Regions from separate parts of the Homo sapiens genome. Here region 2 is linked to region 1. A link is an interaction called in ENCODE POLR2A ChIA-PET data of the cell type or tissue named here. Cell type or tissue: OCI-LY7. All regions are shown on one strand.

What was found. Peaks named below come from ENCODE experiments on the same cell type or tissue, not always from the same donor. Only the 100,000 strongest peaks of a DNase experiment are listed, where the experiment ranks them.
Region 2: POLR2A ChIA-PET joins it to region 1 with 6 read pairs; 5 of 35 experiments call an interaction of 5 or more read pairs at or near these places.

Annotation. Positions count from the first base shown.
Region 1 is chr6:130,251,326-130,255,325 of GRCh38, forward strand. It overlaps a transcript of SAMD3 not described here. Among named protein-coding and RNA genes, the nearest start is that of SAMD3, 30 kb to the left of the region's middle. In OCI-LY7, no CTCF peak of the experiment used is centred here; no DNase peak of the experiment used is centred here.
Region 2 is chr6:130,113,368-130,117,367 of GRCh38, forward strand. All of the region lies in intron 19 of L3MBTL3 (L3MBTL histone methyl-lysine binding protein 3), which reads left to right. Among named protein-coding and RNA genes, the nearest start is that of L3MBTL3, 97 kb to the left of the region's middle. RefSeq lists an enhancer at 1,530-1,659. In OCI-LY7, no CTCF peak of the experiment used is centred here; DNase peaks (open chromatin) are centred at 1,854 and 3,094; H3K4me3 peaks cover 2,161 bases; H3K27ac peaks cover 2,651 bases.

The DNA.
Region 1 (4,000 bases):
ATATCTTTTCAACCTTCTTGATAGTGTTCTTTGAAGCACAGATGTTTTAAATTTTGATGAAGTCTAATTTATCTAGTTTTTTTCTTTGGTTGAGTATGTTTTTGGTGTCATATTGAAGAAACCATTGAATAATGCAAGGACACAAATTTTTCGTCTGTTTTTTTCTAAAACTTTTATAATGATAACCCTTATATTTAGGTCTTTTATCTATGTCAGATAATTTTTGTATATGAGGTGAGGAAAAAATGGAATTTCATTCTTTAGCATTGGATGTTGGTCCAGCACAATTTGTTGAAAGATTATTATTTCCCTGATTGAATGGGCTTAGCATACTTGTCCAAAATCACTTAATCCTAGAGGTGAAGATTTCTTTCTAGGCTTTCAAGTTTATTTCATTGATCTATACTTGTGCCAGTACCATACAATCTAGATTTCTGTAGCTTCGTAGCAAGTTTTGAAATAGGAAGGTATGAGTCCTCCAACTTTGTTCTTATTTTTCAAGATTGTTTTGGCTATTCTGGGTCTCTTGTGTAATTGTTAAGAAAATAATACAGAATAATCTGATCCTGAGGGTTCTACAGATGTGTTAGGTCTAGTGAGTTTATAGCATTGTTTAAGTCCTCTTTTTTTTTTATTGAACTTCTGTTTAGATGTTCTATTCCTTGTTGAAAGTGGGCTATTGAAGGCTCCATTATTGTTGTCTTCTTCTCTCTTCAGTTCTGTCTGTTTTCACTTCATGTGTTTTGGGCTCTGTTGTTTCATGCATATATATTTATAATTATTATATCTTCTTGACATTTTGACCCTTTCATTATAAAATGTCCTTGCCTAATTCTAGTAACAACTTGTGTCTTAAAGCCTATTTTTCTGATATTAACATAGCCACCCCAGCTCTCCTTGATTACTGATTTTGAAGGGTATATATATCTTTTTCTATCCTTTCACTTCCAACTTATTTGCATTTTGGATCTAAAGTGAGTCTTGTATAGACAGCATATAATTAGAGTAAGCTTTTTTCTCTATTTTAACAGTCTTTGCTTTCCTTTACATCTCATTTTTTTTCTTCCTGAAATAGATATTTGTTCATAAGAAATATGGGTACACTATCTTTTATTCAAAACTTTAGTTTAATTACAGAGAGAGAAAAAGAAAGAGTAAACCAAGTAGCTGCAAATAGCTCACTGGGGGGTGAAAACAAGGCAAATCACTTGGCCAAATCTTGCCCTCGTCTGATTTAAATTTCCGTAAAAACTTCAACTGACAAACTAAACCAGCTGCTGGTGTAAAGCTTTGTTACAACACTAGCTAAGAAAACACAAGTAGAAACTTGAAAGGGTTTCTGCCGCCTGAAGTGTCGTTTGTTTTTGGTTTCCTGGATTTGGGTTGGAATTCCTTTGTGGCAACCAAAACAGCTGTCCACTGGTAGGCTTAGCTTCAACTATTAATTCAGCTGTGGCACAGGAGCAAGCTTCAGAGATGCGCTCTGTGGAAGGGTTCTCTCGATCCCTGGAATTTTGGTGTTACATTCTCAGTCTATATTGGGTATCTGCTCTCCTGAAGAATCTTTGCTTTTTGGTAGGTTTTAAGACGATGACATTGGTAAAATTATTTTAGTCATAATTTCCATACTTACAGAAAACGCCATTCTTGATTAGCTGTTTACATTTCCAGTAATCAGACAGGTGAAGGCCATCTGGGTCAGGTTTTTTCCATGCCTCTGCAGGATTCTGTGTACATACTTTACACAACCTAGTGAAGTTCAGTTCATATTGTGCTGTATCCTTTCCTTAGCAATTGCGCAGGAGATGCAGTGTTATAAAACTTCACTACTTCCAGCACATCCTTTTCTGGGAACTCTTTATTAGTGACAAGTTTCCTGTGGTAGAAGTAATTTGAAATAAGACAAAAATAAGTGAGCTCTTTTTCTTATCCTTGTGTGAGTCCAGCTCTGGCTTCTCTCGGAGGCAGAAAGAATAGAGGAAAACTTCAAGTTCTTGTGAGTCTGGGTGCAGTCCTTGTTTAGTTGGAACCAGTGGGCTACAACCATCTTGAGCTACTACCTAAAATTCTTTTTCAATAGATGAGCTTACATTTATTGATATGATAATATCTTTAATTCTAGGTATTTACCTTGTGTGTTATTTTGAATATTTTAGGGCTTAAAAATCATTAACAATGTGATCCATTTTCTTGTCTTATTTGCAGAAGTCTTCTGACAGTTAAGAGAACTTGCATTTTTCTATAATTTTATAAATATAACTCAACAATGCTATATTTATAGAATATAAGATTTTAAATATGTGTTATATGTATAATTTTATATTCTCACCTTTTAAAGTAAATATCAATGCTTTCTATTTTAAGAAATAAATTAGTGTAATATTTCCTTCTATTTCTTCCTTGCCACCAAATTAAAATTATTATTTTTTTTTGGTGGAGGGGGGTATATCTTTGTACTAATAAATGTGCTTATACCTCTTTTATGTGATTTTTCATCATTAAATAATGTTATTTACCCCTTACCTCTCCTCCTGTTATTAGTGTATCTTCATTGTTAGGGTATATAACATTTAAATTCTCTCCTGTTACTGTATTGCTCATGTTTGTTTTGGTCTGAGGTCTGTAATTAGATACATTCAAAATGTCCCAGTAAGCATTTTGCTGTAGTTACCCATCTTTTTTTTTGAGACAAAGTCTCACTCCTGTCACCCAGGCTGGAGTGCAGGAGCAAGATCATGGCTCACTGCAGCCTTGACTTCCTGGGCTCACTTGATTTGCCTACCTCAGCTCCCAAGTATCTGGGACTACAAGTGTGTGCCACTACGCTCAGCTAACTTTTTGTATTTTTATTTATTTATTTATTTATTTTATTATTATTATTTTCTGAGACAGAGTTTTGCTCTTATTGCCCAGGCTGGAGTGCAGTGGCGTGATCTCAGCTCACTGCAAGCTCTGCCTCCCAGGTTCAAGGAATTCTCCTCCCTCAGCCTCCCGAGTAGCTGGGATTACAGGTGCCCTGCCACCACACCTGGCTAATCTTTTGTATGTTTGATAGAGACAGGCTTTGGCCATGTTGGGCAGGCCACTCTCGAACTCCCGACCTCAGGTTATCCACCCACCTCAGCCTCCTAAAGTGCTGGTATTACAGGCATGAGCCACCGAGTCCTGCCTTTTTGTATTTTTAGTAGAGATAAGGTTTTGCCATGTTGCCCAGGCTGGTCTCAAATTCCTAGGCTCAAGCAATCTGCCTGCCTTGGCCTCCCCAAGTGCTGGGATTACAGGTGTAAGCCAGTATTGAATACTGCTGTGAAGAGTTTGAAGCCAGCCTGATTTTTCCTCCTTATACATAACTGGATAGTTTTGCTTTGTTTCTCAGATGATTCTTCATTACTCTTTTCTTGTGATATCTTTGTCTGGCTTTGGAATCAAGGTAATAGTGGCCTCATAAAAGGAGTGTCAAAGTATTCCCTCCTCTTTGACTTTTTGGGAAATTTTTGAAGAATTGGTATTAGTTCTTCTTTAAATGTTTGGTAGAATTGGCTTTTAAATTTTCTGGAGGTGTACAGTTGTTTATTTTATATCTTTCTTCTTTTTTGATGTAAATAATCATTGCTTAAAACTTTCCTCTTCAAACTGTGTTTGTGGCATTTCATAAGTTTTGGTATGTTGTGTTTCCATGTTTGTCTCAAGATATTGTTTCAATTTCTCTTTTAATTTCTTCATTGACCTATTTGTTGTTCAGGAGAATGTTGTTTACTTTCCAAGTATTTGTAAACTTTCCACAATTCCTCTTGTTATTGACTTCTAGTTTCATACCATTGTGATCAGAAAATGGTACTTTATATGATTTCAGTTTTCTTAACTTTGGTAAGAGTTGTCTTGTGGTCTAAGATATGATCTATCGTGAAGAATGTTCTGTGTGTGCTTAAAAAGAACCCATATTCTGTTGCTGTTGGATGTAATGTTCTGCAACATCAGTTAGGTCCATTTGATCTAAAGC
Region 2 (4,000 bases), 140 kb before region 1:
ACAATGTGTTATTAGTTGGGAAACATCGGGCATCCATCCCACATAGCCTTGTTCTCATGAAATCTATTCTATAGCTGCTTATAATTGTGTTCTAAATTAGGTACTATCTCTATTAAAAATCACTTAATGTTTTGAGCTCCCATGTTGTTTAAGCCTGCTAAACATCAGCCACAGAAACACAATAAAGCAGCTTTAAAATGCCTGCCAAATGCTTAGATTACCTTGCAAGGCAAATGCCCACTGCTTAACTGGTCTAATGGCAGAAATCAGTCTGTTCAGTTCATTATAGGCCATTAAAATGGCTTCTCAAGTTGTAAGACCAGTGTTTCCACTATGAGAACTACATAGAGCGGTTGCAAGAATTGCAGACATCAATCTGGTTTATATTTTTAGCACGAATCCAATTTTGCTAGTCACACCGAAAGCCGAGTCTGTACCCTGTTAAACAGATAGGAAAGCAAGCTAACATAAAGTATGAAGCTAAAAGCATATATAAATCTATTTGCTTTGCAAAACTATCACATCAAATAGAATAAAATCAATTTAGAGCCAACCATTCTAAAAGATTACAAAAGTTAATTAGTAAACCTTGGGAAGTTGGTTTTTTGCCCCATGAGGTCTTCTGGGCCGAGAGCTTCATGTTGAATATCGGCGAAAGTAATTTCAATGACTAGGCATTCTCTGGCTATTGTAAAACCTCTTCTCCCTTTTTGTTGATGGGCTTCCAGGTATGAATTAGGAGCTCTGGAAGTGTTTTCCTATTCTAGCTCTTGAGAACTTGAGTTAAATCTGTGTAGTTGTTTATGTACCCCAAAGAGTAGCTTAGTGTTTAGTTAAAACACTCACAGTTCTGATGCCAACCACTGTGACACCAAGGCAGCCATTCAAAGTGCAGGGATAAGATGACTGTGTTATTGCTATATGCCTGTGAAGTTGTTGGAACAATATTGTAACAGGATCTTACTCTATCTCCTTGAATATCACCAATTTCTGACTCAGGAAACCCTTTTCTGTAGAGTAGAAAAGCGGTGACATCTGTTCTCTTTTCCACAACAACAACAACAAAGTAATAGAGTCTCACTCTTAAGAGACATCATCTTTATTTCCCAAACCTCACCTTATTCGTTAAGGCTTTTCATTTAATAAGAGGATTAATTGCTGAGTTTTTCTGGAGGGTTTTTCCTTGTTATCTTGGTAATACCCACCTCATTTATTCATTATATTCCTTTTATTGTATTCTTTCACTAGCGTATGGTCCTTATGCTAAATTATAATTAAATAGGCCTGTTAACCAAAATGTTTTTATTCATTAGATACACAGTAAACCATGTTTACCTCTCCTGGGTGATGTTTATGAAAACATAATTCAGTAAAACCGTTGCTGTTGTATCATCTCAAAAGGAATTTAATTTTAAAAACTCTTTATTTGAATGTTACTCATAGTTGCAGAAGTTTTAGTCCCAAGTCCCACTGGTTTTATTTGCCATCTTTTTCTGAATCCCTTCGAAGGTGGTGATCTCCTTGACCTGAAGCTCCTCAAGTACAGTCGCTCTTCATTTGTACGAGGCATTTTGGAGGCAGTTCAAGTATTCTTTTAAACTTTCTTTAGAGAATGTGGAGATTCTCATTCCCTTATGTTTTTACCTGCGAGTAAGTCACAGCTCAGAAACTTAAAAAAAAAAAAAATGCTGGGAGCATGCAAAGAGACATTCTTTTGATGGCCAAAACAGAAAAACTACATTTTTTAGAGCTCTCTGGTAGTCATCTTCCCCGCTTGTTACTGGGGAAGTACAAGTCTCTTTCAGTTCTGCAAAGGCCCCATGAGACTAGAATAAGCTATTTTGAAAAGAGAAGGGTGGCGTTATTTTAAACCAAGCCAAACTAAGGAGTGAACTTTCACACTTGAGCTGCCGCAAGGTAGCCATGTCTCTGATGCTGGGCCAGCAATAACTGTCAATCCGAGCTTCCTAACCTGGTTGGCAAATATTTCAATCTACATGGCAATCTGCATCTGCCTCCTTTCCTGCTGGACTTAAAGAGGTGGCGGAAATCGATAAATCCCTAAATTGGGGCAAAATAATTTGTTTTTCAATATTTTTTAACAGACTGGAACTAATTGAAACGTAATTGGTTAGAAATTGTTTTTATATGACAAACAGACTTGAAGAAATACAGCTGCACATATTCAACTGCCATCCTATGCATTTACCATTCTAATGTCTGTTTTACTAATATTTATCACAAAGCATAATTAGATTAAGACAGTAAGACCTCTAAAAAGTGACACATAATTACAGAGAAAAAGAAAATACTGAGTCATAAAGAATACATTTTTCCATTCAAGTGGATTCCACTGTCTTTATTAAAAACCAAAAGTATTCTTGAGTAAGATTTCACTATGATTGTATTTCCATTCAATACAACTGAAATGTATTGAATTGAATTGAATTGTATTGAATTGCAACTAAAGAAATATTGCAGTAAATGGCTTCTTGAAAATTCTGAAATTCCAAGAGAAATTGCTGTTTTCCATGCACTTTTTTTTAGGTGCTTTTACCTATGTGGGTGCATTTAATCTTCATGATACCTTATGTGGTGTAGTTGCTATCATCACACCTTCATTCTACAAACATGGAACCTCCTTTGGTTAGAGGCCACATAGCTAGTCCGTAGCAGACCTGGGTTATAACCCAGACAGTCTGACTGTAGTCTGTGCTTGGAACCATTACTCTAAAAGCTATTTTAATAGTTGAAGAAAGGTTAGTTAAAGACAACAGGTGTCAGTAGATAATTTTATCCTACAATATAAGTAATTTATAACTAGGAATAGCTGCTGTGCATCATGCTCCTACTTAAGTGCCTGGCTCTGTGCTAAGTGCTTTCTATACATTATTTTATTTCATTCTTAACATGCCCCTCTGACGTAAAGGATTTATTATCCTTGTTTTACCAATGATGTAACTGAGAATTAGACAAATTAAGTAATTTGCTGATGGTCGTGTAAACCTAGTGAGTAGCAGAACTGAAATTTAAACCAGATCTCTTCACTTCCTAAGATCATATGTGTAACCACTATTGCTGGGCTGCTTCCTCCATGTTAAGATTCATGCACCCAGCTGCAGTGTGGGTAATCTCAATGCTTTGAGAGGGTGAGGCAGGAGGATTGCTTGAAGCCAGAAATTCAGACCAGCCCTGAGCAACATAGTGACACGCTGTTTCTACAAAAAAATTAAAAATTAGCCAGGCATGGTAGCGCATGCCTGTAGTTTCAGCTACTTGGGAGGCTGAGGCTGGAGAAGCACTTGAGCATGAGTTTGAGGTTACAGTGAGCTAATGATGGCACCACTGCACTCCAGCCTGGACAGTGGAGTGAGATCTATCTCTTAAAAAAAAAAAATCGCACACTTGCGCCTAAGCAGCTTGTACCCTCTTTTGAAACGAAATTGTTGATAATGAAAAATGTTGATCAAGGAAAGCAGGTCAGGAAATGTTTAGGTTGACAATAATTGTGGTATTAAAATATAGCATGAAAATATTTCTGGTTGTCATTTTTATTTTTTTTATTTTTTTTTCCTCTTATTTTTTATTTATTTATTTATTTATTTTTTTATTTTTTTATTATACTTTAAGTTTTAGGGTACATGTGCACATTGTGCAGGTTAGTTACATATGTATACATGTGCCATGCTGGTGCGCTGCACCCACTAACTCGTCATCTAGCATTAGGTATATCTCCCAATGCTATCCCTCCCCCCTCCCCCCACCCCACCACAGTCCCCAGAGTGTGATATTCCCCTTCCTGTGTCCATGTGATCTCATTGTTCAATTCCCACCTATGAGTGAGAATATGCCGTGTTTGGTTTTTTGTTCTTGTGATAGTTTACTGAGAATGATGATTTCCAATTTCATCCATGTCCCTACAAAGGACACGAACTCATCATTTTTTATGGCTGCATAGTATTCCATGGTGTATATGTGCCACATTTTCTTAATCCAGTCT